Linked DNA regions of Homo sapiens: region 2 is linked to region 1. A link is an interaction called in ENCODE POLR2A ChIA-PET data of the cell type or tissue named here. Cell type or tissue: GM12878. All regions are shown on one strand. Links, peaks and the distances in the headings refer to the core of each region. The heading gives the core; the rest is flanking DNA. Region 1 overlaps LINC02212 (long intergenic non-protein coding RNA 2212). Region 2 overlaps CTNND2 (catenin delta 2).

Evidence for each region. ChIA-PET counts read pairs that join two places held together with the same protein. Peaks named below come from ENCODE experiments on the same cell type or tissue, not always from the same donor. Only the 100,000 strongest peaks of a DNase experiment are listed, where the experiment ranks them.
Region 2: POLR2A ChIA-PET joins it to region 1 with 6 read pairs; 1 of 35 experiments calls an interaction of 5 or more read pairs at or near these places.

Annotation. Positions count from the first base shown.
Region 1 is chr5:10,484,388-10,496,600 of GRCh38, reverse strand. It overlaps LINC02212 (long intergenic non-protein coding RNA 2212), which reads left to right. Exons shown (of 3, transcript NR_104606.1): 2 at 1,288-1,327; 3 at 2,509-3,074. It also overlaps the pseudogene RPL30P7. Among named protein-coding and RNA genes, the nearest start is that of LINC02212, 12 kb to the left of the region's middle. RefSeq lists enhancers at 6,472-6,521, 11,230-11,524, 11,290-11,584. In GM12878, for the core only: no CTCF peak of the experiment used is centred there; DNase peaks (open chromatin) are centred at 2,567 and 6,600; H3K4me3 peaks cover 475 bases.
Region 2 is chr5:11,022,592-11,034,804 of GRCh38, reverse strand. It overlaps CTNND2 (catenin delta 2), which reads left to right. Exons shown (of 22, transcript NM_001332.4): 17 at 11,826-12,036. It also overlaps the pseudogene RNU6-429P. Among named protein-coding and RNA genes, the nearest start is that of CTD-2154B17.1, 240 kb to the right of the region's middle. RefSeq lists an enhancer at 11,384-12,213. In GM12878, for the core only: no CTCF peak of the experiment used is centred there; a DNase peak (open chromatin) is centred at 7,004; H3K4me3 peaks cover 214 bases.

The sequences.
Region 1 (12,213 bases), core at 1,796-9,795:
TCGGCCTCCCAAAGTGTTGGGATTACAGGGGTGAGCCACCATGCCTGGCCAGCTTGGAAGTTTTTGAAAAGCTAAACAGACACACACACACACTATTGTGATGCCCCCCAATCCGCCCCAACACATATGCTAAACAGAAACGTGTGTGTTTGTCCGCCAAAAGACATGCAAGAATTTAGAGAGCAGCACTGCTGGTGATTGCTAAAAAGTGAAAACATTTCTAACCTCCATCCTGCAAGGGGAAAATGGGTGAATAAATAGAGGTGTGCTTAAATAATGGTGGAATTCTACTCAGCACTAAAAAAGAGCAAACTCCAGCCTCACGTGGCAATGTGGATGGGCTTAATGAACATCATGCTGAGAGAAAATCAGGCACCAAAAAGAATAGACCATTTCGTTCCATTGACAGGCAGTTCAAAAACAGGCAAAAGGTGTCAGGAGTCAGAATAGTGCTTACCTTTGGGAGGGGATAGCGACTTGGGGGGCTGTGGGATTGAGGGGGCAGTTTCTCTGCTGCTTCTAATATTCTGTTCCTTGATCTGGGTGCTAGTTAGCAGAGTGTGTTCTGTCTGCGAAAATTCCCTGAGCTGAGGTTATGATACATAACATGATAAGATGCATAATATGATATAGAATAGAACATGACATAACAGCTCTCAGCTCTGGCTTCTTTTTGCTTGTAAAATGAAATAATAAGAATACTCACCCTGGCCGGGCATGGTGGCTCACACCTGTAATCTCAGCACTTTGGGAGACTGAGGCGGGTGGACCACCTGAGGTCAGGAGTTTGAGACCAGCCTAGCCAATGTGGTGAAACCCTGTCTCTACTAAAAAAAAAAAAAAAAATACAAAACATTAGCTGGGCATGATGGCACGAGCCTGTAGTCCCAGCTACTTGGGAGGCTGAGGCAGGAAAATCACTTGAACCCAGGAGGCAGAGGTTGCAGTGAGCCAAGATCGCACCACTGCACTGCAGCCTGGGTGACAGAGTGAAGAGTGAGACTCTGTCTCAAAAAAAAAAAAAAATTCATCAGGTGTGGTGTCATGTGCCTGTAGTCCCAGCTACTCGGGAGGCTGAGGCAGGAGAATCGCTTGAACCCGGGAGGCGGAAGTTGCAGTGAGCCGAGATCACGCCAGTGTACTCCAGCCTGGGTGACAAAAACAAAACTCCATCTCAAAAAAAAAAAAAAAATAGAATACTCACCCTGATAGAGTCAATGTGAGAAATAATATAAGTTCCTGGCACATAATAACTGCTCAATAAATGACAGCATTTTTTTTTTCTAGGCAGAATGAATCTTTGGTGATGAAAGTGAGAATCTGGGAGGTAATGATGGCGGCAGGCTGTGGTGGGAGCCTCTGGGGCGCTGCTGAGAGATGGCGCTGGGTGGTGTCATGGGTGTGGACTCACTTTCTAATAATTCTTCCAGCTGGGCACCTGATTCGTGGGCTTTTCTGTGGGCATGTCATACTTCAACACAAAAACAGCTTACCAAAAATGCAAATAAAAGTATCCATTTTGCAGATTATGAGGATTAAAGAGATAAGAAACCTAAAGCATTTAGCATTGTGCCTCCCACAGTTTAAGAGCTCGGTGCCTGTCTGCTGTTGTAGCTGCACAATCATTTATCCAGAAAGCTGTGGGTTTTTGGCATTCGAGTTTGGGGAGCTGTAGGCTGGTAATACAGGACATATCCTGAATATCACTTACTACCCACTGCTGGGTCTGGCCTGCAGATCCTGGCCGAACAACAGATGAACACATGCACTCAGACACAGGTATCCAGTGAAAGAGTGGGCTAGGGGACCAGGCCGCTCACAGACACTGAGGAGGGTGCTGTAAAGAGTCAGCAGCCACGGCCCTGACAAGCTGGCACTGCGGGCATTTATTTAGTACAGATTTAATGACAAAGGCCTTGAGTCAACACACTTGTGGGTAATTTACATGGTCACTCCCCCAGAGAGAGCAGTCCTGCACACAGGCGATTAAAGGCCAGGTTCCGAGGCCTAAGTAAACTAACTTATCTAGATCAGTTTCTTTACATCCCCTTGTTATCTAACCTAAGCTTTCAGGTACCAGATAAGAGAATCTGGCTGCCTTCAGCCCAAATCCTTTTCCAAAGCTTTTGTAAAACCTCCTGGCCTTCCAGGAAGGTTTGCATTCTTTCTACAATTTTTCCCACCACCCTGACCAATCTCCTACAACCCCCCACATGTCTGGACAGTGCCCCCCAGAAAACACAGTATCACTATTCTCACCAATGGATAAAGAAAGTCTATAAATAGTCCCAAGTCCATTCAAATCAATTTTATCCCCAAATGGGTTTTGTCTTCAAATTTACACATAAAAAATGTTCCCAGAGTGTTTTGGATTTCAGAATTGTGGGTAAGGGATTGGGCACCCATATTTTCAACACCATGATGTGCATGACGTCATGTGTTTTCTGCAACTGGAAATTGGATCATTTGTTAGTGGTTCGTTATTGTGTGACATTTCCCATTCTACAGAGATGTGAAAACTGGAAGAGAAACAGGAAGTACCTCCAGGATTCACCTAAATAGATGCTGCGGTTTCTATCAAACCACAGGCCACCCCAGCATCTCAGTGGCTTCTATAGGTTGTCCTGAAAGAGCCATGAGGCCAGGGCCCTTGATGGATTCCCAGATACCAGCTGCTCCTCCAGACACCAATTCCACCCTCCACCTTTCTGTGTCCGTCCCAGACCAAGGCAGCCCAGGTAAGGAGCCATGAGTAGGAGGTTTCCCAGTGGGTAGAGGTGCCAGACTCAGCAGCTAGAAATATAGAATGCTGGGTTAAATGTAAATTTCAGATCAATGATAATTTTTTGGGTAAGTGTATCCCATGCAGCATTTGAAATACAATTTAATCAAATTTAACTAGATGTCCTGCATGTTGTAGGAAACTCTCTAGGAGGTGTGTCTCCAGGATAGAGGGCCAGTGGAGAATGGCAGCCCACACTGTTATGGGATGAAGTGTGTCCCCCAAAATCAACATGTTGAAGCTCTAACCCCCAGAACCCCGGAATAAAACTATATTTGGAGTTAAGATCTTTAAAGAGGTAATTATGTCCTAATGAGTTATTTAGGGCAGACCCTAATCCAATAGGACTGGTATCCTTCTAAGAAGAGGAAGGCACATCAGAGGAGAGGCCATGTGAGGACACCATGGGAAGGCGGCCACCTGCAAGCCAAGGAGAGGGGCCTCAGGAGAAACCAGCCCTGCTGACACCCTGAGCTCCTTGCAATTCCAGCCTCCTAGACTGTGAGAAAATACACTTGTGTTATTTAAGCCCCCCAGTCTGTGGTTCTTTGCTGTGGCAGCCCTAAGAATCTAATACACATGCCAACCTGTCTAGGCACAGATGGCCCATCTTCAGGGAAAGGATGCAGGGGGATCTGCAGGCCTGCCGGGGCTGAACCAGGAAGTTGTGCCCTCAGCAGTGGAGGCAGCCTCTCCCAACCCCAAGCCTCCAGCCCCTCCCCTCGTGACATGCATGTTCTGAGTTCAGTCTGTTTCCAAGCTCCTTCCCGTGCCTGTGGAGTCAATGTCACCCCCAGTCTCAGGGTATCCTTGCACTGATACGCTCCACTACACCCTCACACCCACCCCGTGGCTTCCTGAACTGCACCCCCAAGTGAACCACTCTGCATCTGGCTTCTCCATCAACCACGTGCCCTGGAGTCCCTCTGAGCTGTCCATGTGGGCAGCCTCCTTTTGAAGCCTGGAGTGGGTGAGTGTTGAGCAAAAGGTGATGGCAGGGGCTAGAGCTCATTTCATTCCTGAGTAAGGGAAGCTCTAAGATTCCTTCTGTACCATAAGTGAGTGCTGCCCTGCCTGGGAGGGTGCACACCCTGCCCTGAGACTACTGCCTCAGAGCATGGGCAGCTGGTCAACCTAGGCATTGCCCATGCCTCCCACATGGGTGGGGGGCAGCCCCACCGCCCCTCTGTTCATCTTCCATTGACCTGTGGAGTCTCAGAGATCTGTCTTGATTTTTTTTAGACAGTCTTGCTCTGTCACCCTGGAGTACAGCGGTGCAATCTCTGCTCATTGCAACCTCTTCCTCCCAGGTTCAAGTGATTATCGTGCGCCAGCCTTCCAATTAGCTGGGATCACAAGCATGCACCACCATGCCCTGCTAATTTTTGTATTTTTAGTAGAGACAGGGTTTCGCCATGTTGGCCAGGGTGGTCTCAAACTCCTAACCTCAAGTGATCCACCTGCCTCGGCCTCCCAAAGTGCTGGGATTGCAGGTGTGAGCCACCACACCCAACCTGTCTTGATTTAATAGTCATTCAAGGTGCTCATTTCTTGACTGAATGACTACAAGAGCAGATATAAATGAACACATGCAATCAGTCTTGCCCTGGGTCTGAAGTAGGATTCTCAGCACCAGCGACATTTGCACTGGATCATTCTCTGCGGTGGCACTAGCCTCTGCCCTGCAGGACGTTTAGCAGTACCCCTGGACCCCACCCACTAGACGCCAGCAACAGTTCCCTGCCCCAGTTGTGACAACCAAAAATGTCCTCGGACATTACTCCAAGCACCAAGGTTGGGAACCGCTGTTCTCAAGGTTTCCAAATGCATCTCACGCCATAGGTCTATGCACAGAATAAATGAATCATTCACTGTTGACCAATGAAGGCTTTGTTTGGAGACAGGTGTTATAACAGCAGGAAGAAAACTCCCCAAAGGAAAAGTGTGCTATCAGCTGAAGCATCTCCCAAGTCCAGCTCTGCACCCCCACGTGCATCCCCACACGAACGTGTTGCCAGGAATCAACCGAACCCCTGTTTCTCTCGCAGAAAATTGGTGGGAGCAATCCTCGCTTGCGTGTCAGGATGCCTGTCCAGGTGAAGCCAGCATGAGTCTCTCCAGATTCTAAGGCAGTGATGGGAAAGTGAAGGAAGCAGAAATGGCCAAGGGCCATCCTCTGTCAGTAATTCACTCTGTCAGCCCTCCCTAAGCCGGGTGGTGGGTGTTATGCATCAGGACGCCGGGCTCTGGTGGGGTAATGAGAGGGACTCATAAGTGGCCAAGCTGTGACTCAAACCTGGCAGGACTCCCACTGGCTTCACTCTGCCCTCTTAAATTCTACAATTAGAGCTCCCCAGGAGAGAGCAACCCATTGACTTAAATGTTCACTCACCTGTAAACAGGTGACATGAGATTTTCTCCCATTCGTGGGTTTCCTGATGTCAGGATGGAGCACAGAGCAGGGGCCGTCGGGCACCTATAGGCTGAAGGGAACCCTGGGTAGAGGATAGTGTACGTTTGTTTCATGATGTTGCCAGGAGCTGGCCCTTTGCTGTAAACCAGGTCCTGTTTTGAGCGTGCTGGGAAGTTCAGAAGCAGAGTTCCATAGACACTTCTGAGATGCACAGGCACCTCTCCTGCCTAATGTGGCCAGGAAAAATTGCCCTGATAAAGCCAATGACATCATAGATTAGAACCTGAGGAACCCGCAGCCTAGTAGTTCCCGATCTTGCTGCCTATTAACATCACGGGGACGCCTTTCAGAGCTCCCCAGGTGATGTTAATGGCAGCAAAATCAAGAACCACTGTGAATAGGCAGCAATCGATGTCCAGGCCACTCCCCACCAACTAAATCAGGGTCTCCAGGATGGGCTCATGCCTCCACGGTTCCTGGTTCCCCAGGTGCAACTGCGACCTCCCTCAGTGATCCAGTGTGGGCTTCTCACACTTTAATGCACATCTGAACGAATCGGGGCTCTTGTGAAAATTTGAATTCTGGCTCAAGAGGCTGGGATGAGCCTGAGATTCTGCTAGGAGCTAGGAAAAGTGTGATCCAGAGCTAGGAAAAGTGTGATCTTGGATGCTTGTCATCTGGGAGCTTGTTAGAGGTGCAGGATCTCAGGCCCCACCCAGAACCTAAGGATCAGAATCTACATTTGAATAAGGTGCAGGTTTGTTGAATATACGTCCCTAGTTTGAGACAACCTGCTACAACCTGAAGCCTCTATTTGCTCATGAGCAAGTGAGGGCCAGAGAGATGGAGCCCTGGACCCCACAGCTACTCAATGCAAAAAGCTTTAGTAACTGTGCTTGCTGTAACCCACGCGTCTTCTTCCCACCATTGCTAGCCTCACTAAAGATTGCATTTGTTTCTCTGACAATGATGACTTCAGGCAATGTATAAAACTTGCTCCTCCTGTTAACATTTAATTCAGGCGTGAAACCAAACAAACCCAAAAATGGAGGAAGGAAAGAGAAGAAATGGGGCTAAAAAAGATCTAAAAATGGGACAGAAGCAAGGTGCCTTTTTCATCTTCTCTTTGATTAAAAAAGGTCTGTTAGCTCGAAGCCCACAGGTATGTGACTCAGTGCAGACGAGGGGAAACTCCGTGGGAAGTTTTGGATCTTTCCTATTAGAAGAATCAGGAATTTAGCCCAGCTCAGGGAAAACATATGAGCTTCCTTTGACTCTCCCAGGATGAGCTAGTTTCAGTATCATGGTGAAAAAATAAAATAATACAAAGGCGTTCACCAAAAGGAAGTGCTGTTTCCTCTATTTCTGAACCCTCAGAGAGCTAAAATGATGCTGATGAGTCAGAAGCTAGCGCCCCTGAAGGAGCCACCAAAGGAAGATACTGAGCTTTTAATGTTTCCTTAAAGGGCAGCCCTAACCCCTCCCAGTGCGGAGCTGATTTTTGGAAATAGCCAGAAGTGGTTTCAAGTCACATCAGGTGATTGAGGTGGGTGACCAAACTCAGCACGATGTTAGAAACAAATCCAAATGTGACAATAAGTGGCACTCCTTGTTTATTTATTTTGAGACAGTGGTCTCGCTCTGTCACCCCCCTGGAGTGCAGTGGCATGATCATGGCTCACTGCAGCCTCCACGTCCCAGGCTCAAGCCATCCTCCCACCTCAGTTTCCCAAGTAACTGGGACTATAGGCATGTGCCACCATGCCCAGCTAATTTTTTTATTATTTATTTTTTGTAGAGACGAGGTCTCACTATGCCGCCCAGGCTGGTCTCAAACTCCTAGATTCAAGTGATCCTCCCACCTCGGCCTCCCAAAGTGCTGGGATTACAGGCATGGGCCACTGCACCGGCCCTGGTTTCTTCATGTGGGATGTCACCCGGCTCTAAAAGGCAGTTTCTTATAAAAGTCCCAGCTGCAGCTTGAGCAGGAATAGCTGCATGGACAACAGAGTGGAGCTTCTCAACCTCCTTTGAAGGGCAAAAGTGGGTCTGATGGGCTGTTCGAAGCGGGTCCCTGAGGGTCGCATTCCTTGCATCCAACTCCCACCTCCTTCCTTCCTTCCCCTCCCTCCCTCGTCTTTCTTTCTTTCTTTCCTTCTTTTCTTTCTTTCTTTCTTCTTTCTTTCTCTCTCTCTCTGTCTCTCTCTCTTTCTTTTTCTTAACAAGCTCAGGCAAATTTTATTAAAGGAAAATTTTGCATGGTTTGCTTTTCACCAATCTGTTCTGGCATGCTTCTAATGATGTCAGAATCACCTAGATCAATGATAGCCGGTGTGCCCACTCTGTAATATTTTCCGCATGCTGTGCCCAGTTCAATATTATTGCCACCGTAGTGATGGACACCAGTTTTGGCCAACATTCCATAGCTGGGTGGTTGTTAGTGAGAATGATCAATTTTGCTTTGCCTTGTCTAATCATCTTCAGAGTCTGCTTGTACCCCAGCTCATACTTTCCACTTTTCATAATGAGTTGGAACCTACAGTTGATCGACTCCAGGAGCTTTTTCTTCTTCTTTGCAGCCACCAAATTCCCGCCTTAGCTGCAGGACGGACCCCAACCAAGAGCAGCCGCTAAGATGGCCGGGGAGTGAGAAAAGCCTCATTTCTTTAATAAAGGTGATTGCCCATTTTCAGACACAGGATAGGGGATTATTGAGGGTGCCACCAAGGAGAAGGGGGTCACCACCTGAGAAGGGGCCATGGGGGGCTGCCATGGCAGGTGGCAGAGGGCAGAGCAAAGAAGGGGCAGACATCGCCCCTATCAGTTTGCTTGGGCTGCACTAACAAAGTATGACAGATCGGGGCTTAAACAATGGAAACTTACTGTCTCACAGTTCTGGAGACCAGAAGTTCAAGATCAAGGTGTGCATAGGGCTTGTCCCCTCTGAAACCTGTAGGGCAAATTCCTCCTTGCCTCATCCTCGCCTCTGTGGGTTGCTGGCAATCCTCATCATCCCTGGGCTTCCAGCTGCATCCCCCTAATCTCCGTTTCTGTTGCTGTTATGCGGCATTCTTCCTGTGTCTCTATCGTCACCTGGCTGTCTTCCTGTAAGGACAGCAGTCATCATGGATTAGGGGCCCACTGTCGTCTGGTAGGACCTCATCTTAACTATTTACATCTGCAACACCTGTTTCCAAATAAGGCCACTGCCTGAGATACTGGGGGTTGGGACCTCAACGTATTTTTCTGGGGAGACACAAAGTTCAATCTGTAATGCCACCTTTGTCAAAATTGTTTCTGGAATATTAATTAGGCTCATTCACTCCACCTGAGGGTTTTTGTTTTGTTTTGTTTTGTTTTGTTTTTTGAGACAGAGTCTCACTCTGCTGCCCAGGCTGGAGTGCAATGGTGTGATCTGGGCTAACTGTAACCTCTGCTTCCCGGGTTCAAGTGATTATCCTGCCTCAGCCTCCCAAGTAGCTGGGACTACAAGTGCCCGCCACCACACCCAGCTAATTTTTGTGTTTTTAGTAGAGACGGGGTTTCACCATGTTGGCCAGGCTGGTCTTGAACTCCTGACCTCTGGTGATCCACCCACGTAGCCCTTCCAAAGTGCTGAGATTACAGGCTTGAGCCACCACACCCCACCCTGAAGAACTATTTTTATCTGCACAATGAGTCATTCAAACAAACCCTTTCTTGGAAATCTAATCTGTTGTATCCCAGAAGATTTTAAAATATAATTACTGTGCTTTTTTGTTGTGTTTTTTTTGGGTTTTTTGTTTGTTTCTTTGGTTTTTTTGTTTGTTTGTTTGTTTGAGATAGAGTCTTGCTCTTGTTGCCCAGGCTGGAGTGCAGTGGCACCATCTCAGCTCACTGCAACCTCCGCCTCCCTGGTTCAAGCGATTCTCCTGCCTCAGCCTCCTGAGTAGCTGGGATTACAGGTGCCCACCACCACGCCCAGCTAATTTTTGTATTTTTAGTAGAGACGGGGTTTCACCATGTTGGCCAGGCTGGTCTCGAACTCCCAACCTCAAGGGATCCGCCCGCCTCAGCCTCCCAAAATGCTGGGATTACCGGCATGAGCTACCTCGCCCGGCCTATTGTGCTTTTTTCCCTTCCCCTCGTCTCTCCCCAGTGCGCACTGAGCACGCTCCTGGCGGTAGGATGCAGAAGGCCTGAGTTAACAAGGCCTTTCATTCACTCTGCAAGGAGCAGGCTGGTGTCCCAGGGAAGACCCTGGAGGGGAGGGAGGCCCCTAGTCCTGCCCGCAGCTGACTATGCGGGAATCACTGGGGCAGCAGTGGGCTGGGCCACAGCCATGGAGGAGGTCAGGTCCTAGGCCAGGGCATGAGGGTGGTTAGAGAGGAGTGAGTGGGGACAGCCTGCTGCGGCTTGGCGGATCCTTGGGCACAGACCTCCCTGCTCCTCCTTGGCCCTCCCTCCGGGAGGCGCAGGCTCAACCTCCTGCGTTCTTTCCTGTGCAGCTGCTGCGCTCAGCCTTGAACACCCTCCCGACCTTGGGGCTCTGCTGCCCCACGCGGAGCCCCCATTTCAACAGATGCAGACACCCCAAAGCCCCTTCCCAACAGCCCGAAGAGAAGCCCTCCTCTGAAGAGACAGCAGAGAAGCAGAGCCCCCTGGGACGCCCCCCAAGACCTCCACGTCTCCCCAGCACCCGGCGGGGGGGTGGTGCATGCACTTCCCGTGGCTGCGGGAACAAACTGCCACACACAGGGAGGCTGAACACAGCAGAAGTCTATTCCACACAGTCCTAGAAGCCAGAGGCAGTGACATCAAGGTGCTGGACGGCCGCCCTCCCATCGGAGGCTCTGGGAAGAATCTGTTCCTTCCTCTTCCAGCTTCCACGACTCAGGGCAGCACCCCTGTAACCTCTGCCTCCATGGTGATATCGCTTCCCCTCTTCTGTGTCAAATGTCCCCCTGCGTCCCTCTTCACCAGAATAATCCCCTCATCTCAAGTGCCTTAATTTAATCACACCTGCAAAGTGTTTGCCGCGTAAAGTAACAATTACAGTTTCCAGAGATTAAAACCTGTTATGTTTGGAGGCCATTATTCTACCTACAGAGAGGGGTTGGCTTAGGACACCCATTCTTGTTGCCGGGTAAAGCTGCCCGGGGGGCCTGGAGGAAGCCTGCTCTGTCTCTTTCAGCCCCCACAGGTACCCCAAGGGGGCCGCCACTGAGGTCCTCGGGCTCTGATCCAAGTGTGAAGTGAGAGCAAGTTCACTCCTTTCCCTGCTGGCTCTGACACAAGTTTTCCGTGTGGCCAGGGATGGGTGTGAGCAGCCCAGAGCAGGGGCCGGCCCAGGCTTGGCCAAGGCCCACACATCTGCCTGGCCCAGTCATGCCCAGCTCCATCTGAGATGGAACCACCAGCGCTGGCCACCTGGGTGGCTTCCTTGAGGGCTAGCTCGCAGCTCTTCGCCAATATCTCATTCAAATCTGCAGGTGCTAGGCCGTAAGTCTTCACTCCTTCAAAGTGGGGTGCCAGGGCCAGCAGCAACCCCCCCCCCCCACCCCGCGACCTGGAAGCTTGTTGGAAAAGCAGACCCTCAGGCCCAGCCTTGGCCCTTCTGCATCAGAATCTGCATGTTTACCAGATGCCCGGCAGTCCTGGGCCCATGACAGCGAGAAGCACGTGGAGAATCAACTCCAGTGCCTGTTCCCCTCCCACCAATGCAACTGTTCATTCCATTCAAGAGCTGGTCTTTTCTCTTCTGGCAGGAGTGTGGGCTGCCTGCCTCCCCAGGGGATGGGCGTGTGGTTTAGAAGCCAAGCAGTGCTCATTTGGTTTATTTATCTTCCTGAGACTTAATCTATTTTGAATTTCAGATAACATTCTAAAAAGGCTTGGCTTGTTTTTCTTATCTAGGGGTGGGGTAAGTGCGCTTGTGTTGAGCAAAGTTGAGAAATATTTCTGCGGCTGATCACGGAGCTTCAGACCCACCATCCCTGGGGCTGCCTTCCCAGTAATCTCTAAAACCCATCTGATTCGGGCCCTTCCTGCGGTGAACATCTGTTTATCCACATGGCGCTCTTCCCTTCCCTTTATAAAAGGTCTCCACCCACGGGAAGGAGGCTGCCAATCACAGCATGCCCACCCTCTCCTCCACCCATCACATGACGCAGGTCATGTGGTGGTCACACGACACAGGCCTGCCTCTGTAAAGCATCTGTGCCCCTGGCCACAGTTGATTGGTCTGCTGTTGACACGTGACTGAAACTAGACCAATCAGAATCCCTCCTTCCTTGGGGTTTTTAAAATCAAGGCTGAGAAATTGTTTTTCAGGGATCTCTAACCTGCAATGATGTCAGAGAAGTACTGCTATCTGGAGGTGCTGGCTCATGGCAGCCTGCCCTATGGAAGTACCTGCCTCCCGGTACCCTGCCCTGTAGAATTTTTCTGCCACACAGAGGTTGCCTGCCACATGGAGAATGCCCACCTGCAGGGGAGGAATGACACCAGGCACAGAGAAACCTAGATCAAAGGGGGAGCCACAGGGTGTCTCGGCTCCATTCGCAAGCCACGTTATTCTTCCTGATGTCCCTGCAGTCACTACGGTTCTTAGAGCTCCCCAGAGTCCTAACACATTCCCTTTTCAGTCTAGTTGTTTGAATTTGATTTCTATCTTTTGCAACGGAAAAAGTCCTAACACATTTCCACTTTGGAAATCTTCGGATAGCAGCCATGTTGGGTCACAGGATATCATTCTCCTTATTGCCATTCAGAGACCTTTCCAATCTAACTCCATGTCCCTCACCTCTTCCCATGGAAATTTAGCTCCTGCACTTGACTCTTCCAAGGTACAGATATAGCCGGGGTTCTTTCATGCACCTGCTGGACTATTCCAGACCCCTGTGAAGCTCTCCCGGGTGCTTGCTGAGCAATCCCAAGTGCCTGCAGGACTCTTCCAGTTCTTTGGTGGTTGTTCGTTTTTGAGACAGGGTCTCACTCTGTCGTCCAGGCTGGAGTGCAGTGGTGCAATCACGGCTCA
Region 2 (12,213 bases), core at 2,315-10,314, 540 kb before region 1:
TAAACACAATAAAAAATGACAAAGATCACATTAAAAAAAAAAGAAGAAAACTAACACATGCAGCATCTACTTTTCATGAGTTATAACTTTGAAACCATGTAACTGAGTTGTTTCCTCACAGACATAGAGAAGGCTAGGAGACAGTTGCCTGTGTGCACTTGAGATCAGCTGAGATTCCAGAAAGCTGCCTGTGACTCCTCACAATGTCCTTCCTCCAACAGTCTGATATATTGTTTTTGTATTTCATGAATTAGCAACATGAACAAGTCCAGGACATTTGTACATTTGCAGATATTTGAAGCGCATATATGTGTGTGCCTATGTGTTTAGTGGACAGTGTTTTTTCAAAAAGAGGACACTAAGAATTTTACTCAGAGGAATTTGGTGGAGTAACTCAGTAACAGATTGTTGTGGAATTCCCTAAGGTGAAGAAGAGCGACTCCTTCATGAAACAGCAGTTATTACAATTCAATCTAGCTGAACACTCGTTAACCTTTTTAAATGTTTAAATAATAATATTAGCTTATCTGTTTAATAAACCTAGAATTGGAAATCTTAAAAATTCGTATTATTAAAAATTGAGGAAACAAACCTAATCTTTTATAAAACAGATCATGCTAACAAAAGATTTATGAAATGATAAAACCAGGGGAAAGACATCTCTGTTTTTCCCCTAATATTATCAAATCAGTCTGATTTTGCAAGGATTTCCTTTACCTGAAAATACTGCATCAACTCTTTTTACCTTAGATACTAAATATTGAAACCTCTTCAAATATCCTTAAAGGTCCTGAAGTGTCTTAGTACTATTTTTTACCTTGTCTTTGCTAACCTGGTATCAACTTTTATTTCTTTGCTTTAAATTTTTTAACCTAGCTACCAAGGCTGTTAATTTAATTCATTGTGAAATTTCTTTGTGTTTTTCCTTGAAATAAGCTTTTGTGAAAGATGTTGTTGTTGTTGTTGCTGTTGTTGTTGAGACAGTCGTACTCTGTTGCCTGGGCTGGAGTACAGTGGCATGATCTCAGCTCACTGCAACCTCTGCCTCCCAGGTTCAAGCGATTCTCCTGCCTCAACCTCCCGAGTAACTGGGATTACAGGCTCCCGCCACTGCACCCAGCTAATTTTTTTTATTTTTAGTAGAGACAGGGTTTCACCATGTTGGCCAAGCTGGTCTCGAACTCCTGACCTCATGATTCGCCCACCTTGGCCTCCCAAAGTGCTGGGATTATAGGCATGAGCCACCAAGCCTGGCCAGATTTTTATTTTTTTTCTTAAAGGACCAGCAACTTAAAGCATTCTGAGAGTATTTTCATTGGCAATTTTTTAGTTTTCTTGTTGTAATTACATATACAAGGACTTACTTGTTTACATAAGCCAATCAAATTGGGAGCTCCATTTATCAGTCTCATCCAGAGAATAGAAAAGTTATACCAATTTCTAGACACAGAAAATGTTTATACACATACAACAGAAGAATCCCCAGCAAACTCTTGGGTAAGCTGGAGGATTCAGGAACTTCTGACTGGATGTCTTCTTATCTCATATGTGCTATTTTTTTGTAATCCTTGTCAAGTCCATTGTGGATTGAACCAGGGGATACATTTTAAGATTTATTAACACCTTTTTGTCAGCACATGTTTATTGGCATATTTCTATATTTCTGTGTGACTTTTCTAATTTTTAACTTTAAAAAAATTATGGATTCACAGGAAATTGCAAAGATAGTAAGGAGGGGTCCTATGCATCCCTCAGCCAGTTTCCAGCAATGGCTATATCTTATGTAACTATAACACAATAAATCAGGAAATTAACATTGCAGTATATGTGTACAGTGTCATCACATGTGTGGATTTGTGTAACCATCAAGGCTATCAAAATACAGAATTATTCCCTCAACCCAATGATATTTGTTGTACCATCTTGTCATAGTCACAGTCTTCCTAAGTATCCTAAACTCCTAGCAATCATTAATTTGTTCTCCATCTCTATAATTTTGTTATTTCAAGAATGTTATATAAGTGGTATCTTACAATATAGAACCTTTTGAGACTGGCTTTTTTCACTTAGCATAATACCATTCAAATCTTTTCACGTTGTAGCACATAGTGTTCCTTTTGATTGCTAAGTAGTATTCCATGTATTTTGTTTTAGGGGAAAAAAAAATAAGCACTCAGAACCTTCCAGATGTTTCCAGAGGTCAGAGATCTCCGGACAATCCAGAAGAGACTTTTCCCACATTAACAAGCATTCAGACATTTTCAGTAACTAAGCAATACCATTTTGAATGCTTCACCAATTTGGTCTGTAAGCCACACTAACCAGTTTTAAAATATATATTTTTTGCATATATTTTTCCCCTTTGATGATAGACTGTGTTTAAATTAGATATATTTATAGTGTGCAAATGACAGATTTCTATAAATTAAGCTCCAAATACTTCCCAAAAGAGAAATGAGAGACAAAACATTCCAGCATTGTAAACATCAAACAACCTTTTATATACAAAAGGAAAAAAACCCTTTAATCCTTTTCACACTAACTTACAGACATCCAATCACATGGAAATCAGCTCCTCACTTTTATATCATCAATTATTGATGAAAAGTAAATTCAGAGACGGGAGAGGATTCTAGGCTGATGGAGAAGTAGGAAGCACCAGGAATTTGTCTCACCACCTGGACACAATCACATTGGCAGAATCTGTCTATTAGTCAGGATTCTCCAGAGGGACAGAACTAATAGGATATATGTATATATGAAAGGAAGTTTATTAAGGAGAATTGGCTTACATGATCACAAGGTGAAGCCCCATGATAGGCCATCTGCAAGATGATGAAGAAAGAAGCCATCAGTGGCTCAGTCTGACACCAAAAGTCTCAAAAGTAGGGAAGGACAACAGTGCAGCCTTCAGTCTGTGGCCGAAGGCCCAAAAGCCCCTGTCAAACCAGTGGTGTAAGTCCAAGAGTCCAGATGCCAAAGAACTGGAGTCTGACGTTCAAGGGCAAGAAGCATCCAGCATGGGAGAAAGGTGAAAGCCAGAAGGTTCAGCAAGCCATCTTATCACACCTTTTTCCACCTGCTTTTGTTCTAGCCATGCTGGCAGCCGACTGGATGGTGCCCACCCACCTTGAGGGTGGGTCTGTCTCTCCCAATCCACTGACTCAAATGTTAATCTCCCCTGGCAACACCCTCACAGACACACCAGAAACACTACTTTACCAGCCCACCGAGGCATCCTTCAATCCAATTAAGCTGACACCTAATATTAACCATCACACTGATATAACTATTTTGAAACTCTGGAGTCTATTGAAGACTTAAAAATTTCAGAAGGCTTGGACAGTAAAGTACAGTATATTTGGTCAATCTCAGCTTAGCTCACAGTAGCTACCCATCCCCCACCCCTCAGCCCTGTAGCAGGCAGCTGTGCACATGTTCCTAGAGCAGCTTACTTGCAGCTGGCAGAAACCAGGGTTGACACAAAAGACCCCGTCCTCTAAATATCGTGGATCTGTTCTTTCTGCTGATTGCTGCTTCTCACTACAGTGACACAAACACAGAGGCAAGCAGCCATTGTTGCACATACCCATACCATGATTGCAAGCCCCTCTATCTTTGGCTGAAGTTATTTTCAGAGGATTTAAAGAGCTGACACCGTCACCCTCCTCATCCACTTTATGTTTTTCTTTTCCCTTTTTGGGAGCCAGTCATTAAAGACTAGCATATTCAAAAGCAACTGCATATACAAGAGAAATAAGAGAGCCAGTATGCATGCCCAGGGAAACTCTCATGCTCAGAAAACATCTGTGAAGATCTTAAGGCTAATTCTCAACACAGAGACAGCCTAAAACAGTCAAAAACAAAACAAAAACAAAAAATTACAAACCCTGGAAAAGAGGAAGAATCTGATTTCCAGATAACCCATTATTACATTCAAATTTTCAGTTTCAACAACAATAAAAAACCACAAGGCATACAATGAAACAGGGAAGTATGACCAGTTCAAGGAAAAACAACAAACAAACTAAAAAAAAAAAAAAAAAAAAACAGAAACCATAGCTGAAAAATGGCACAAAGGTAGATCTACTAGACAAAGACTTTAAAACAACTGTTTTAAAGATGTTCAAAGAATTAAAGGAAGATATGAAGAGAGTCAAGAACATGATGTGTGAACAAAATGGAAACATAAATAAAGGCATAGAAAACCTAAAAACAAACCAAAAAATTTAGAGCTGAAAAGTACAATAATTGAAATGAAAAATTCACTAAAGAAATGAAAAGGCAGATTTGAGCAGGCAGAAGAAAGAATCAGCAAAGTTGAAAGACAGGAAAATTTAAATTACTGACTTTGGAGAACAGAAAGAAAAAAGATCGAAGAAAAGGAGCAGAGCTTAAGGGTTCTGTGGACATCATCAAGAAGATCAAATACACACTACAAAAGACTCAGGAGAAAAAAAGTGGGAAAGGGATAGAGAGATTATTAGAGGAAATAATGGCTGAAAACTTACCAAATTTAACAAAAGGCATAAATATAAACATTCAAGACTCAATGAGATTCAAATAGGATAAGCTCAAAGATACCTAGACTGAAACACATTACAATCAAATTGTTGAAAGACATAGATAAAGAATCTTGAAAGCAGAGAGAAGTGACTCATCACACACAAGAAATCCAAAATAAGGTTATCAGCTGATTTTTTAATCAAAATTTTGAAGACCAGAGGTAGTAGGTTGATATAGTCATGGTGCCGAAAGAAAAAAAAAACTGTCAGCCAAGAATCCTATGTCCAGCAGAAGTGAGGGAAAACTTAAGACATTCCCTGATAAACAGAAACTAAGAGAGTTCACTACCACTAGACCTGCTCTGTAAGAAATCCTAAAGGGAGTCCTGCATGTTGAAATGCAAGAACACTAAACAGTAATTCAAAGGTATAAGAAGAAATAAAGATCTTAGTAGAGATAAATACATGGGCAATTATAAAGCTCATATTGTTTTAACAATGGTTTATAATGCTACTTTTGTTTTCTACATAATTCAGTACATTTAAGAAAAAGCAATTACTAGTTTAAAGGCTAGCATTATTGTGACTTTGTTTCCTAACTCCACATTTTTTTCTACATAATTAAAGAGAAATTTTCTACATAATTCGTTTTTAAAAACCAATTATTTATGTTTTTGGACACACAATGTTTAAAGATGTAATTGTGTGACATCAATAACTGAAAAGTGTGAGATGGAACTGTAAATGAACAAAGTGTTTGTATGTTATTGAAGTTAACCTGGTATAAATTCAAATTATAATGGTATAATGTTAAATGTAATCCCTGTGGTAACCACAAAGAAAATCATTAAACTATATAGACGAAAGAAAATAAGGAAATTAAAACATTTCACTACAGAAAACAATCAACACAAAGGAGATAGTGGTGCAGGAAATTAGGGACAAACAAAAAAGCTACAAGGCATATAGAAAACAGAAAAACGCTAGAAATAAGACCCTTTTTATGAGTAATTACTTTAAATATACATGGATAAACTCTCCAATCAAAGACAGAGATTGACAGAGTGCATTAAAAAAATATGATGCAATTATATGTTGCCTACAAAAAACTTACTTTAGATTCAAAGACAGAAATAGATTGAAAGTAAAAGGATATTTGTACATCCGTGTTCACACCATTATTCTCAAGAGTGAAAATGAAGTATCAACCCAATTTTTCGTCAACAGAAGAATAGCAAAATATGATATATACATGCAATGGAATATTATTCAGTCTTGAAAAGAAAGTTCTGTCTGGGTGCAGTGGCTCACGCCTGTACTGCCAGCACTTTGGAAGGCCAAGGTGGGCAGATCACTTGAGGCCAGGAGTTCAAACCAGCCTGGCCAACATAGTGACACCCTGTATCTACTAAACATACAAAAAATTAGCTGGGTGGGGTGTCACATACCTGTAATCTCAGCTACTCAGGAGGCTGAGGAATGAGAATTGCTTGAACCCAGGAGGCAGAGGTTGCAGTCAGCTGAAATTGCACCAGTGCACTACACCCTGGATGACAGAATGAGACCCTGCTTGGAAAAAAAGAAAAAAAGAGTGTACATTCTGACATATGCTACAACATGGATGAACCTTAAGAACATTATGCTAAGTGAAATAATCCAATCACAAAAAGACAAATCCTTTATGATGCCATTTATATGAGGTACCTGGTTGTCAAATTCAAAGAGACAGAAAGTAGAATGGGGGTTTCCAGGGACTGAAGGGAAGGGTTGGGGAGTTGTTTAAATGCTTTTAAAGTTTCAATTTTGCAAGATGAAAAGAGTTTTGGAGATATATGATTGTAGAATGATATGAGTCTACATAATATCAATGAACTATATACTTAAAATGGATAAAATGGTAAATTTTATAAGTATTTTACTGCAATAAAGAAGTTTTTTAGAAAAAATAAACTCAGAGCACCTCAGCAAAAACCCACAGATCAGTTTTAGCAGCTGCAGAAACAGGAGGGCCATAGAACTACTTAAACCTCGAAGACAAAGGAGTTGTGATGTTTCTCATCCGGGGTTGCTCTCCAGTCCAGCTGACCTTCTGGAAAAATATATTTTCTCTAATCAGTTTGAGACATTTAAGTTTATAATGGTGCACAACAAAGACCATCTACACATAGGACTCCATCAGTGATCAGAAGAGATCTATAGTAAGTGTAGGAAGGAACTCAAGTGACTTCCCTGTTGTCTGCTGCCTTAGAGAATGCAGGTCTTTAGACCATAAGACCACCACTCAACATTCCTGCCACCAATGCGAAAACCAAATGGTAGTATGCACATCAGTAACAAATACAGGCTTAGTTCAGAAATAGAAACAGAAAGTCACAAACACAACATGGAAACCGAAGCAGTCAACGAGAGCAAGGCTGTTACCTCATCATGAAATCCCCACCAGCTCCTTTCTGCACAAGCGGTCTGCAAGGAGTGCCTTTCTTGGGCAACATGGTTTGTTAGGTCTCCTGAGTGAGTCCCTTGGGGTACCTTGGTGTGCCCAACAATGCTTAACAGAAGAGTTCGAGAATGAAGCACTGTAAAGAGAAAATAATCTTTACTTGCAGTTTTTCAAGAAAATCTGGATTTAGAAAACTGGTTCACCAAATACAAAATACAGGTATTTGAAGGAAACACACACACACACACATACACACAGTGGAAAGGGTAGCAAAGTTACAAGGTTTCAGTTAGTCCATCATTGATGAAAATACAGTCCTTTTTCTGCACAATTATGTTATCACCAATGGTAGTCTCTTACCAGTATTGCAAAAATCAGACATATAGTCATTGTTACTAGAGACTAAGTAACTTAAAAGAAATGGCCCAAGGATTCATTTCTATTGGGAACTGTAGCAAGAAAGAGTGACTTTGTTTGTGGTAGTGGTGGTGGTACAGTCTTGTTTTGTATTGTTTTGATCTGACAAAGAACAAGCTTTTCTTTTTAAAAAAACAAAAGATGGAACGCCTCACAAATTTATGTATTATCTTTGCACAGGGGCCATGCTAATCTTTCTCTGTATCATTCCAATTTTAGTATATGTGCTGCCGAAGCGAGCACCATGATTTCCCTTTTTCAGATGTGAGTCCATGATAGTGGATCGTTGGTAGCACATTTATTCAAAATAGAAGCAAGGCAAGGTATCCACTTTGCTTTCATAAATCCAGGTATTCTTTGAACCTGATGACCTGCTTGTCTCTCTGACGGGATTTTGGTACGTGATTCTCTCATATAAGTAATATAACTAATTTTGCATGTTTTTCTTTGTGTGGAAAAATAACATTCAATTTATCCATTAATATTAAGCTTTAAAATTCACTTGGTTTTTACTACCCTCTGTGTTATTCCCGCGTGAAATCTCTGAATCCTGTTTCCCTGCATTACCTCAACATTTCCCTGGGCTCCAAGCCCTGTCAGTTGCTTCTTAAGAATTTCCATAATGGCTGCTCTCATGTCCTTGATCCTCCCATGACCACCTTTTTGTAGTCACAGGTTCTTGTTTGTTCCTGAAATATTATAGTTTCCTGCCAAATGAATGAATCACTCTATTATTTTCAGTCTGTGTCATATCTTTTAATCAAATTAAATCTAGAAGGTAGAGTCAGCTGTGCATGGTGGCTTACACCTGTAATCCCAGCACTTTGGGAGGCAGAGGCAGGCAGATCACTTGAGGTCAGGAGTTTGAGACCAGCCTGGCTAACATGGTGAAACCCCATCTATACTAAAATTCAAAAGGTAGCCAGGTGTGGTGGCATGTGCCTGTAGTCCCAGCTACTCGGGAGGCTGAGGCAGAAGAATCGCTTGAACCCAGGAGATGGAGGTTGCATTGAGATGAGATCATACCACTGCACTCCAGCCTGGACAACAGAGTGAGACTGTCTTAAAAAAAAAAAAAAAAAAAAAGAAGAAGAAGGTGGAGTAGTCAGCTGGAGCAGTCATCTATTTGCAGTGGTTACTGGTGCCTGCTCCTTTTGAGGGCCTAAGCAGGTCATTCCAAGACAGGCACTTCTTCTGCCCCATGCCAGGCTCAAACACAGGAGGAAGCTTATGCTCTGCATCCACAGAGAATCTCAGTGCACCACAGGACCACAGCTGGGCTCTAGGTGCCCTTTCTGTCCCTGGGACTGTGAAGAACTGCCCACAACCTCCACCTGGTGATCCAGCCTCTTTCTTCCCCAGTCCTAAAAGAACCCTACCTCCATCCATTTCTCTCTCTAAAAAGAAAAGGAAACAATTTGACCACCTTGATGGTGTGAAACTATAAAAAAAGTTTGAACCACCCACTTTGCAGTTTCCTGTTGCCAATGTGATACAAAAAAAGGGAATTAACTTCTTTTACCCTCTGAAGAAATCTCAGACCTCAAAGACCCAAAAGTCTGCCTGAAACAGTAGAAGGAGAGGAATCAAGATTCCTCCTACTGGGCAGCAAGAATAGCTTTTTAGCTCTTTCAAGTGTTTAGAAACTTAGGTTAAAAAGAAAATACAGGATATGGAACAGTTATAGAAGCACACTACCTTGAGTTGTAGTGCTTATAATTTCACTAGAAGTCTAGAAGAAGAGAACATTATTGTCAAGAAAAAGACTATGTTTCTTCCACCCTCAGTTTTACTATTCTGAAACCTTCCTTCTTAATGCACCAGAATTCTTTTTGTAAAATATCAAGTTGTTCTTGTTGCCCCCTTGACATACAAGAAAAAATCCTAAATGTACACCTCCTGAATCAAGCCTTCCATAATAACTCCAGTCCTATCTAACTTGTCTCTTCCCTGAACTACTGTTATAAACATACAACACAAGGTCACTTGCATCTGTAATTATTCTATGTCCCACATTTTATTATTTCCCTAATCAGCTTCAAAGTTTCTAAACACTAGAAAGAGCTAAAAATCTTTTTTTGCTACCCAAATTTCTTGTGAAGATAGGATTTAAATTTCACTGTAAAAAGACAGCATTTTTCAACACATAATCAAAGGCTAAAAAAGAATTGTAAACTTTTAAAATAATTAACAAACTGCCCCGAGGTTTTCTTCTCCGTGGAATAATATTACCTGATTTGTTTCTTTACTTGGATGGTCAAAAATTTGGACTAAAATATATTCCTCCAGATAGACTGATAAATAGTAGACTGATAAATAGACTTAATGAAAAATCTCCAATTGCCTAGTAAAATGTCAGTAACCTATATTGGAAATACTAGAAATAAGATAAATCCAATGAGTTTCCTCGACAGTAAAGTTGGGGTAAGTTAAATATAACAGTGACTCCTGGTCTTTTCCATACCATGGGGCACATGGAAAATGATAGTACTTGAATGGCACATTGGGGTGAGTGGAAGAGGCTGCTCTGCAGGGGTTGGGTACCCTGCCATCTACTTATTATCTATAAATAAACTAACATTACAGGGAGACCCGCATCTTAATCAGGACTCAAGGATTGGAAAGCCATGGAGGATGAGACTACATCTTCATATTTATCTGACATAATTTTCAAAATGATAATACCAACAAAACTAAAAAATGCTACAGCCAAATTCTTAACCCTCTCTTCATTTTTGGTTTTAACCTTGACAGTGTCCAAGGTCATGAAACCAGTCCTCCATACACAGTCAAGGGTGTAAATGTCCCCGTATATACAATGACTGGAGTATTTTTTCAGTTATTTTGCCCTTCCTTCATCACTTTCCTTATAAGAAAAAGGAAAAAGGAACACATTGATCATTTCATGTCTGTGGAGCTCAAATTTGTCTTCTAATGGTTTGTGGGGGTTAATGAACTGGTAGAATCTCCAGCATGCTGAGCCCTACGAAAGTAAACTCTTAACCAGAGTTAAGGCTGATTTAATGATAAATAGATAAACTATTTTAGGTGCTGTCATTAGAAAATAAATATGCTACATTTGGGGGTTTGCAGGCAAACCATTTTTGTCAGACACTTCCTCAGCTATCATCAAGTGAATGAACACACTTTTCTATTTCAGTAATTTAAGTATCAGCATTTTCTCTCTAAGCTAAAATAAGCCACCTAAACATAGGATAAGAGCAGATACCAAAATTACAAGGGCCTGTGTTTTATGTATCACTGCCTGGAATTAAGATATCATCGCCTACTCCCACAAGGTTCCCTTCCTGCTGCCAGGCACCATACACCAGAGAATTAAATAGCAGAAGAAGACTATTATTTATAGATATGTACATGGAGGTGAAATATTTCAAACAGCCTTTAGGAGCTAGCTAAATGTGCCTAATTGGGGGATGGGAGACAAGAAAGGGATCTAACTTTAGGCACTTGCCAATTCCATCTGAAAAATGTGAGAACAGCCAGCTTTGCTACAGGCACTCATTTACTTACTTCCAGAAGTCAATTAAAGGAGCAGAAATGGAAGCTGCAGGTGGGATAAATTAATTGTCTTGCAGGGCTATTGGTAATGCCTAAAGTGCTTTGTAAACTAAAAGTACTCCATAAATATGTCATTATAAGTACCTTTGTCATTGGGAATAGTAAGATTAATAATGTTAAAGTGAATTAAGGAAGCAGAATTGGATTGTATTATATTTTTCACACAAAAACACACCAAATTAGTAAGTGTTACCTGGTAGAACTACACAATAAAATCCCATCAGAGAGACAAACAGCATCAGGTTACTATAGTTCAGAGGACACATAGTTATAGATTGTCAAGTACCTCTCTCCTGCTTTCAGTGTTTCTCCTTGCTTTAAATGAATCAAAGCTCAGTACTCACATATGTGATCATGTTCCCCACACATTTTTGCTTTGACTGTTTTTAAAAAATACAGGCCGCAACATAGCTTTCATTAAGGTATTTTTGAGGGTTATGTTAGAATTCCCATACATTTTTCTTGACTTCTATAAACATCAAGCAAGAACATAATAATAGCTAATACCTATGGAGTCCTGTGTCCTTGTTCATTTCCATACATTCACTCATTTATGCTTTACAGCAACCTTGTATGGCAGGTACCATTATTGTCTTCCTTTAGAGATTGAAAAAACTGAGGCTTCAGAGGCATGAAATAACTTGGCCAGTGATTTGATCCCAGGTCAATCTAGCAGCAGAGTGGATGCACTGCCATGAGGAATGACTGTTTTTCTCTGTAGATGTGTGTAAAACTACCCAATAGGGAACATTCAGTGATGGGAAACAAACAATTTTGCATAAACGTGGCCTCTCGTATTCTCTTCTCCCCCATACCCACCTCTGCCACTATCTCTGCCTTCACCTTGACCTCCTTTCAACTCTTCTCTTTATTTTCTTTTCCAGGCAAATACGCCATGCGAGACCTAGTCCACAGGCTTCCAGGAGGGAACAACAGCAACAACACTGCAAGCAAGGCCATGTCGGATGACACAGTGACAGCTGTCTGCTGCACACTGCACGAAGTGATTACCAAGAACATGGAGAACGCCAAGGCCTTACGGGATGCCGGTGGCATCGAGAAGTTGGTCGGCATCTCCAAAAGCAAAGGAGATAAGTAAGTTACCTGGTGACGCCATATCTCTGTCCTGGTAAAATTGGTTCTGAATGTGCCTTTCAACTCCTGATGACGGGTAGTACTATGACTGTCACTGGAAAGCATTTGTCTCTGAGAATCAAGAGAAGGAAAATGGCAAATGGTTTCCAGTCTTCTCTCTTACTGTTGGTAAAATGG